2 separate regions of the Homo sapiens genome follow, and region 2 is linked to region 1. A link is a contact called in ENCODE Hi-C or POLR2A ChIA-PET data. All regions are on one chromosome and are shown on one strand. Each heading gives the region's core, a stretch centred on a gene start or an enhancer-like site at or near the end of the contact. The rest is flanking DNA. Distances are from core to core; before and after follow the strand shown. Region 1 holds the start of FOXL2NB (FOXL2 neighbor). Region 2 holds the start of ATR (ATR checkpoint kinase).

Evidence for each region. A loop is a pair of places that touch in the nucleus more often than their neighbours do. ChIA-PET counts read pairs that join two places held with the same protein, here RNA polymerase II (POLR2A). Pooled maps may share reads with other maps.
Region 2: a loop to region 1 is called in a pooled map, with 4 times the contacts of the local background. The contact joins the promoter of ATR here to the promoter of FOXL2NB in region 1. A Hi-C loop is called at or near these places in 1 of 168 maps with a recorded cell type or tissue (naive thymus-derived CD4-positive, alpha-beta T cell) and 4 of 50 pooled maps. POLR2A ChIA-PET finds 5 or more read pairs at or near these places in 1 of 52 experiments (OCI-LY7).

The regions. Positions count from the first base shown.
Region 1 is chr3:138,944,983-138,948,611 of GRCh38, forward strand. It overlaps FOXL2NB (FOXL2 neighbor), which reads left to right and starts at 2,235. Exons shown (of 3, transcript NM_001040061.3): 1 at 2,235-2,482. The coding sequence starts at 2,383. FOXL2 (forkhead box L2) reads right to left here and starts at 2,155. Exons shown (of 1, transcript NM_023067.4): 1 at 1-2,155. The coding sequence starts at 1,740. The coding sequence ends at 610. RefSeq lists an enhancer at 1-130 and a silencer at 2,171-2,399.
Region 2 is chr3:142,576,731-142,580,250 of GRCh38, forward strand. It overlaps ATR (ATR checkpoint kinase), which reads right to left and starts at 2,003. Exons shown (of 47, transcript NM_001184.4): 1 at 1,916-2,003. The coding sequence starts at 1,974. RefSeq lists enhancers at 1,794-1,953, 2,254-2,353.

The DNA.
Region 1 (3,629 bases), core at 985-3,484:
GCTGCCCCGGCTCCCGCTGGGTCCCAACCCCCGCCCCGCCTAGTGGGCCCCGCGGCAAGCGGCTTCTGAACAGCTTCAAGAGGGTTCGCGGAGCAAACACACGTATTGGTCCGTCCCTTTCTCGGGCAGCGCGGTCCCGCCATCAGTCCTGTCCGGCGCGTCTAGCCATGGACTGCACGGCAGTCGGGCGGGGAACGCGGAGAGCGAGCGCACCGACCTGTGAGAGAAGGCCAAGAGGTCTGCGCTGCCGACGCCCGGTCGCACCTCCGCCCCGGGCCCTTTCCGCGGTGAATTTGGGCAGGAGACGCTGGGGCTCCGGAAAGAGACGAGCCCAGTAGAAAGCGCGCAGAGAGGCAGCTTCAGGCCAGGGGAGTGCAAGGTCACAGAGGTCAGGGAGGTGAGCACAGGAGGACATAAACTGAGGGGACAAAGAGGAGCGACAGGAGCTTAGGAAAGCGAAAAAGCACAGAGGGACCCTGGGCGCTGGCTCCAGAGGCGGGCCCAGAGGGTGTGAGGTCAGGCTGGCGGCGGCGTCGTCGGCTGCGACCGGGGCCGGCGTCGCGCGTCCCTGCATCCTCGCATCCGTCTGCACCGGCATGCGGTGGGCTCTCAGAGATCGAGGCGCGAATGCAGCGCGCCGGTCTTGCTGTCGTGGTCCCAGTAAGAGCAATGCATCATGGCGAGCTCGGGCTGCCGGGCACAAGCGAACTGCAGGCCCGGCGCACTGGTGGGCGCGGGCGCCGGGGGCGCGGCGGTGGCTGGGCTGGCAGGGCTGAGCTGGCCCGGCGGCGGCGCGGCGGCCCCGTGGTGCGGTGGGGCAGGCGGCGGTGCGGCGGCCGCGTGCAGATGGTGTGCGTGCGGATGCGGGTGGGGGTGCGGCGGAGGCGGGGGTGCGGCCGGCGGGCCTCCCAGGCCATTGTACGAGTTCACTACGCCGGGGGGCAGCGCCATGCTCTGCACGCGTGTGTACGGCCCGTACGAGGCGGCCGGGCCCGCCAGCCCCTTGACCACAGCGGCCGCGCCAGGGCTACCGGGGCCCGCGGCTGCAGCCGCAGCTGCTGCAGCCGCTGCGGCTGCCGCCATCTGGCAGGAGGCATAGGGCATGGGTGAGGGAGGCTGCGGTAGCGGCCACGAGTTGTTGAGGAAGCCAGACTGCAGGTACTTGGGGGGCGCCAGGTAGCCGTAGCCGTCGGCCCCGGCGCCCGCCACGCCGCACCCGCCTGCGGCGCCTCCGGCCCCGAAGAGCCCCTTGCCGGGCTGGAAGTGCGCGGGCGGCGGCCGGAAGGGCCTCTTCATGCGGCGGCGGCGCCGGTAGTTGCCCTTCTCGAACATGTCTTCGCAGGCCGGGTCCAGCGTCCAGTAGTTGCCCTTGCGCTCGCCGCCGCCCTCGCGCGGCACCTTGATGAAGCACTCGTTGAGGCTGAGGTTGTGGCGGATGCTATTTTGCCAGCCCTTCTTATTCTTCTCGTAGAACGGGAACTTCGCGATGATGTACTGGTAGATGCCGGACAGCGTGAGCCTCTTCTCCGCGCTCTCGCGGATCGCCATGGCGATGAGCGCCACGTACGAGTACGGGGGCTTCTGCGCCGGGTCCGGCTTCTCCGGGGCTGTCCCGCCGCCACCCCCACCGCCCTTGCCTGGGCTCGGCGGCGGCCCTTCTGGCTCCTTGACTGTGCGACCGGTCTCTGGGGCCAGCAGGGCCCCCGCCGCGTCCTCGGGCTCGGGGTAGCTGGCCATCATGACAAAGCCGGCGCGCCGCGGCCGGGCCGCCTCTGCTCTCCGCTCCAGGCGCTGGCGCGGCAAAGAGTTGGGGCGCACGAGTCCGCTTACGGCCAAGTCTCAAACTTCTGGAGACTGCGGATGCCGCCCGCGCTTGCTTGCTGGAGGCCTGTCGCTGCTCTCCCCTCTCCTTCCCCTTCCCCTAGGGAGCGGCCGGCGGGAGTGGAGCTCAGCCTCTGGCCATGGGGAGTCCGCCCAACAGAGAGGGGCTCCGGCCTCGCCGCCCCTCCCCGCTCAGGCCAGTCCCCGCCTTGGTGGGTTTTCTTTTCTGCGCTCTTCCCCTCCCCCCGCCCCCCGGTTTCCCGAAGCACGACCCGCGTCTCTGGCGGAGCTGCCTCCTGGAGTCCCTAGTGCGCCAGGAGCCTCGCTCTGTTCTGATTCGTATGGGCTCCACCGAGTTCCGCTTGCGTCAGGCGCCTTCGCCCCTATAGCGGGGCGGCCAGCCGCGCACGGGCGAGTTCATCTCCAAGTCACTTTTTGTAAACGCCCCGCACAGCCTGGACCGGCCTGCCCCCGCCCAGCGAGCCTCAGGGGCCCAGCCGACAGCCAGGCTCACGCGCCCTTGAAATCTGCCGGTACTCGCTCTGCGGGCTGGGCTGGGAGATGACGAGGACCCCGGTGGGGTCTGCCCGCACCCGGCCAAAGCCCAGGAAGCTCGGGCCCCAGCGAGGAAAGGCGCTCCAAGCCTCCTCGCGGCTTTCAGGTGAAAGAAAACGACTCCTTTGCTCTGCCGTTTGCTGCCGTCTTGAGGCTGAACTTCTAGCTCGGGGCTGGGGAGGGGCGAGACGGCGAGGGGGCTGGACGGGGTAGGGTGGGGAGAGCTGCTCTGAGGCTTTGGGAAAGTCAGCCCAGAAACGGGTGTGACTGTACGAAGAAGCCTCGGCCTGGCCTGTCCCTCGCGCTCTCAGAGTGACTGGGCTGGAATGGGGCAGGGGAGAGGATCTCTGGAAATAGTCGTCAGGGGCGCCGCCTGAATCACCTCTGCCTCTCCCTGCGTTACCAGTGGATCTAGGAACCAGGAATCCGTGTACTAATCCTACGGGGTTGGAGTGAAGGTTGGATGTGTGCTTTAACAGCACCAAGTAGATGCCCCTCAGCTATTGCACTAACACAGGCGGGGCTGTTGCCCGGGACTTTGCGGGACTGTGTATGTGTGTGCACAGGGGTCACATATGGAAGTCATGGAGAGGAGCTGTCCTTGAGATGGGTGAGATACCAGGTGCATGTGTGCTGCTCAGAAACACAGGTATGCACATGTACAAGGTGTGAGATTTGTATTTACGAGGTAAAACACACTTATACTGATAGTTATGTAATATGTTCATCAAGTATTAGAGTAAATGTAGCTGGTGGATATAGCATCTTCTCTTTTTCTCCTTTCTTACTTCTTTCCTTCCCCCCTTTCTTCCTTTCTTTCACAATTCTTCGATGCCTCTTTCCCTCCCAGTGTATGTATTTTGCCACAGACTGGGAAGACAAACATCAGGCTGAGGGAGGGACTTGTTCAAATCTCTCTCCTGATGAGACATTTGTTCTGATCTTTCTCCAAAGAATCAGGAGTTAGTTGTCACCTACCTTAAGCAGAATTCTGATGGGAATCCAATTATTTCAGCATGTACAGAGATTGTTTCAGGGAAAATCAGGTGTGCCTTTTAACAGTGTGCTCCTTAACAGTGCCTTTTAACTTGGCCTAAACAAAAAGTCTGCAGTCATAAAGTATGAGAGAGATGGCCAGTGTTTTGAATCCTCAAGCCCCAAACTCCTTGGTGCTGAGGAGGGGGGCAAGGCCACCTTATGGAGGAAGGTGGACTGAATGGATGTCATATAGCTGTGCATTAGTGATTGGCATG
Region 2 (3,520 bases), core at 753-3,252, 3.6 Mb after region 1:
TTGGAGAAACATATTAGTAGTCATCAAATAGCAGATTATAGTTGAAGGCAGGAGAGTGGAAAGGTCATTTAGCAAGATTATGCAGAGCAGACTGCTAATAGCAAAAAAACAATAGGACAAAATTTATCTGAGGGACTGAGGAAGAGCAGCCCATAAATTAGAACACTAATATCTTTTTTTTTCAGTAGTCTAATTGCCATAGTCAATTAAGAGGAAACATTTTGGAAGAAAAGGCCTTGAAAGCTTGAATCTGAAACCTAGCTCTGTTATCTGCTAGCTGTGCCTTTGGTTCTTCAACTTCTCTGTCCCTTTTTCTTAAACAGTGGTAACACTTGTTTCATTCTATGTCATGGATATACTATGAAAATTGATTAGCTTTTTTGATTCAAGTAGTTGTAATGAAAAAGCCATGACAATTAAAAACTATTAGACAACTCTCTGTGGGTCAGTTTTTCTATTCTTTCTCTTGGAATAGCTACAAATAAATGAAAGGTAACATAAACTCTACTGATGAAACCGACTATATATAATCCAAGAACCAATTATTTTTATTAACAGGACTCACGGAGGAAGACAGAAGAGGGAAGAGAAGTATTAACCAGTTAATTCTACTTTAAAGCAAAGTGGCAAAAATATACTCAGCTTCACAATGAGCCTGAAAGATGAAATTTGTAAACCAACTTCCTACAATGATCACTTTTCTTCCTCTTCTTTTAGAGAGGTAGAGGTTATTTTATAAACTAAACACAAAGTATACTTGCCACAGATAAGTGGAAAAAATTCACACACTCAAAAATAGTGATGCAGTTACGACAAGAATGGTCCCTTCATTTATCCTTTTATTCATATATTGAGACTAGATTATTTGGATGGCCAACCAGTGGAAATGAACACAACTGCGCTGCAAAAAGAAAGAGAAGTAGCTATCCCATTGGCTTAATGTCAGCTTTGACTTTGTGTGGAAAGTTTTCAAACAGTTTAAGAAATTGGGAAGCAGTTATTCCAAATGATAATTTAACTGCGGTAGCAGCACAAGCTTATTTATTTCTTGTTCGCAGTAGTGTAGAATTAAAACAAACAAAGCAAAACAAGCTCTACCGAGTCTTTAGGCCTGGTTCAGGGAAGCCTGCCTGTGTATTGAAGAGGTGTGAGAGCCATCAACACCTCTCCCTCCTTGTGGTAAGATACTGGTTTTCATGAGGTTTACAGACAACATGCATTTGCAAATGAAATATTAAATTGTCTCCAAATTTTGGCAACACTCTGTGCACGCTGAGATTTTGTGGACCCAGGGGTCTATCTCTCCAATTTCTGACTAAAATAACGGATCGGGAACTGGACGATCAATACGAGGGAGGTCACATCTTCAGTATGTACTATGACTTCACTTCAAAGAAAAAAACTGCCTTTTCCAGCAAGTGATGTCACTTGCAGAAAATGAGAAGCGGTGATTTTCTTTCAAGGGCAGTTTGGGGACAAAATGTAAGGCTAAAAACCAATTCCTCCACGAGTGATCACAAAGAACAGAAACTGATGGGTCAAGTCCCTCGTCTAAGGAAAAAGATTTTCGAGAAGAAAATGAGTGTAGAAAAGTGACCAGAAAGCGATCAGCAGGGACTCTTCCTCCAGCTGCAGGAAGCAAACTCTCGATCGGGGTGAGTGGTAAACCAGGGCCGGCAGACGCCTCTCTCCCCCACGGACCGGCTTCCCGCAGGTTTGTGGCGACTGCCCCATGTGCTATCAACGGGCACTCTGAGGGAGAAGCGCCCAAATCAGCCACGGAGCATCTCCACAAGGGCCGCAGCGGGGGCTTAGGGGATCCCAGCCATAGCGCAGCAGGGGAGGGGAGAGCACGTGAAACCCAAGCCGGAATCAGCGGAGGAGGATGCAGGACCCAGGCTGGGCCTAGCCCTACCTGCCCAGCTCCCGCAGGGCGGGGATCATGGAAGCCAGCTCCAGGCCATGTTCCCCCATGCTGAGGCTGCGAGGCACTAGTCAACCACGCCAACGCGGGTTCCCGGCGTCTCCAAAGCTACCGCTGCCGGAAGAGCGCGGCGCCCGACGGAGCCGTGTGGAGGCCAAAACTCCTCCCGGAAGCCGCTACTGGCCCCGCTTGCCAGGCCCAGCGTCTTTTCTGCATAGGACCCGGGGGAAGCCGGGAAGCCGTTAGGGGGCGGGGCAAGCGGGCGGGCGTGCGTCGGTCAAGTTTCCCGGGTCGCGTCAGGCTTCTTTCTCAGCACCGAGCGAGCGACGTTCGTGAAGCTTTCGTTTTGAGCGGCCAGACTCTGCTGTTCTCAAGCCTGGGAGGCACAGAGAAGCAAGACTTCCGCATCGGGGGAGGATAGGGCTTGAGGGCCGCCAGCCCAGACTCGCTTCACAAATGTGAGAACTATGACAGTCCAGCGAGTAAAGGCCAAGAGTAAACTCCAGGTTTCCCCAGAGTAACGCTCTCACATTTTAAAAGTTCCTCACGTTCCCACCGCTCTTGTCCCTCTTTCTGAGAGATACAGGCCAAAAGGTGGGCTCTCCCTGTTTTTTTCCTTTTAAGCATTTTTTTTCAACTTGAAGTCACTGTTAGGTTTCGTTGAGGACCCTACCAACTTTTAATATTTGAAAATGGGGTTGGAATATATTTGTGTCTCATCAAATCAGCAACAGTACTGTGTGTGGAAATGCCACCATTACGGGCATCCGCAACCTGTGATTTAATTTTTAAAGTAAATCAATGGATTTTGGCAATACACATTTTCTAGCTCAACTCAATTTATTGGAAAGATGACCACCATAAGAGATTGTTGACATGTCAAAGTTATGTAGTTAATCACTCAAAGTCATGCAGTATGTTTACATTTGTTCTTTGGTACATGAGGATAGTTAACCGATACAGTATCTTAAAGAAAAAAGTGATGGAATGACAGCCAAATATGCTCTTGCCTCAAGAACTTTGCATTTGCTGTACTCTCTGCCTTGAACACCACTCTGTCATTGCCCTTTTTCCTTCAGGTGTTTGCCAAATTAACACCAAAGAGCCTCATATAGACTAACATATATACACATTCTGTCTCACCCTCTTTTTTTTGTTAGATACATTGTCTTACTCTGTTGTTCAGGTTCTAGTGCAATGAATGTTGCAATCATAGCTCACTGCAGCCTCAATCTCCCAGGCTCAAGCGATCCTCTCACCTCAGCCTGGGCTCAATTGATCCTCCTGCCTCAGCCTCCTGAGTAGCTGGGACTACAGACATGCCACCACGCCTGGCTAATTATTTTTTGTAGAGACAAGGTCTTGCTATGTTGCCCAGGCTGGTCTCAAACTCTTGGCCTCACACGCTCCTCCCACCTCAGCCTTCCAAAGTACTAGAATTAGAGGTGAGAGCCACCACACCCGGACATACTATATTATTGTCTCTCTCCAGTTAGAGTGTAAGCTCTTGGAGAGCAAGGTCTTGTCTATTTTGTTCACTCTCAGATACCCAGGACCTAAAACTGTGCCTGGCACATAGGTGGTGTTCAGTAAACA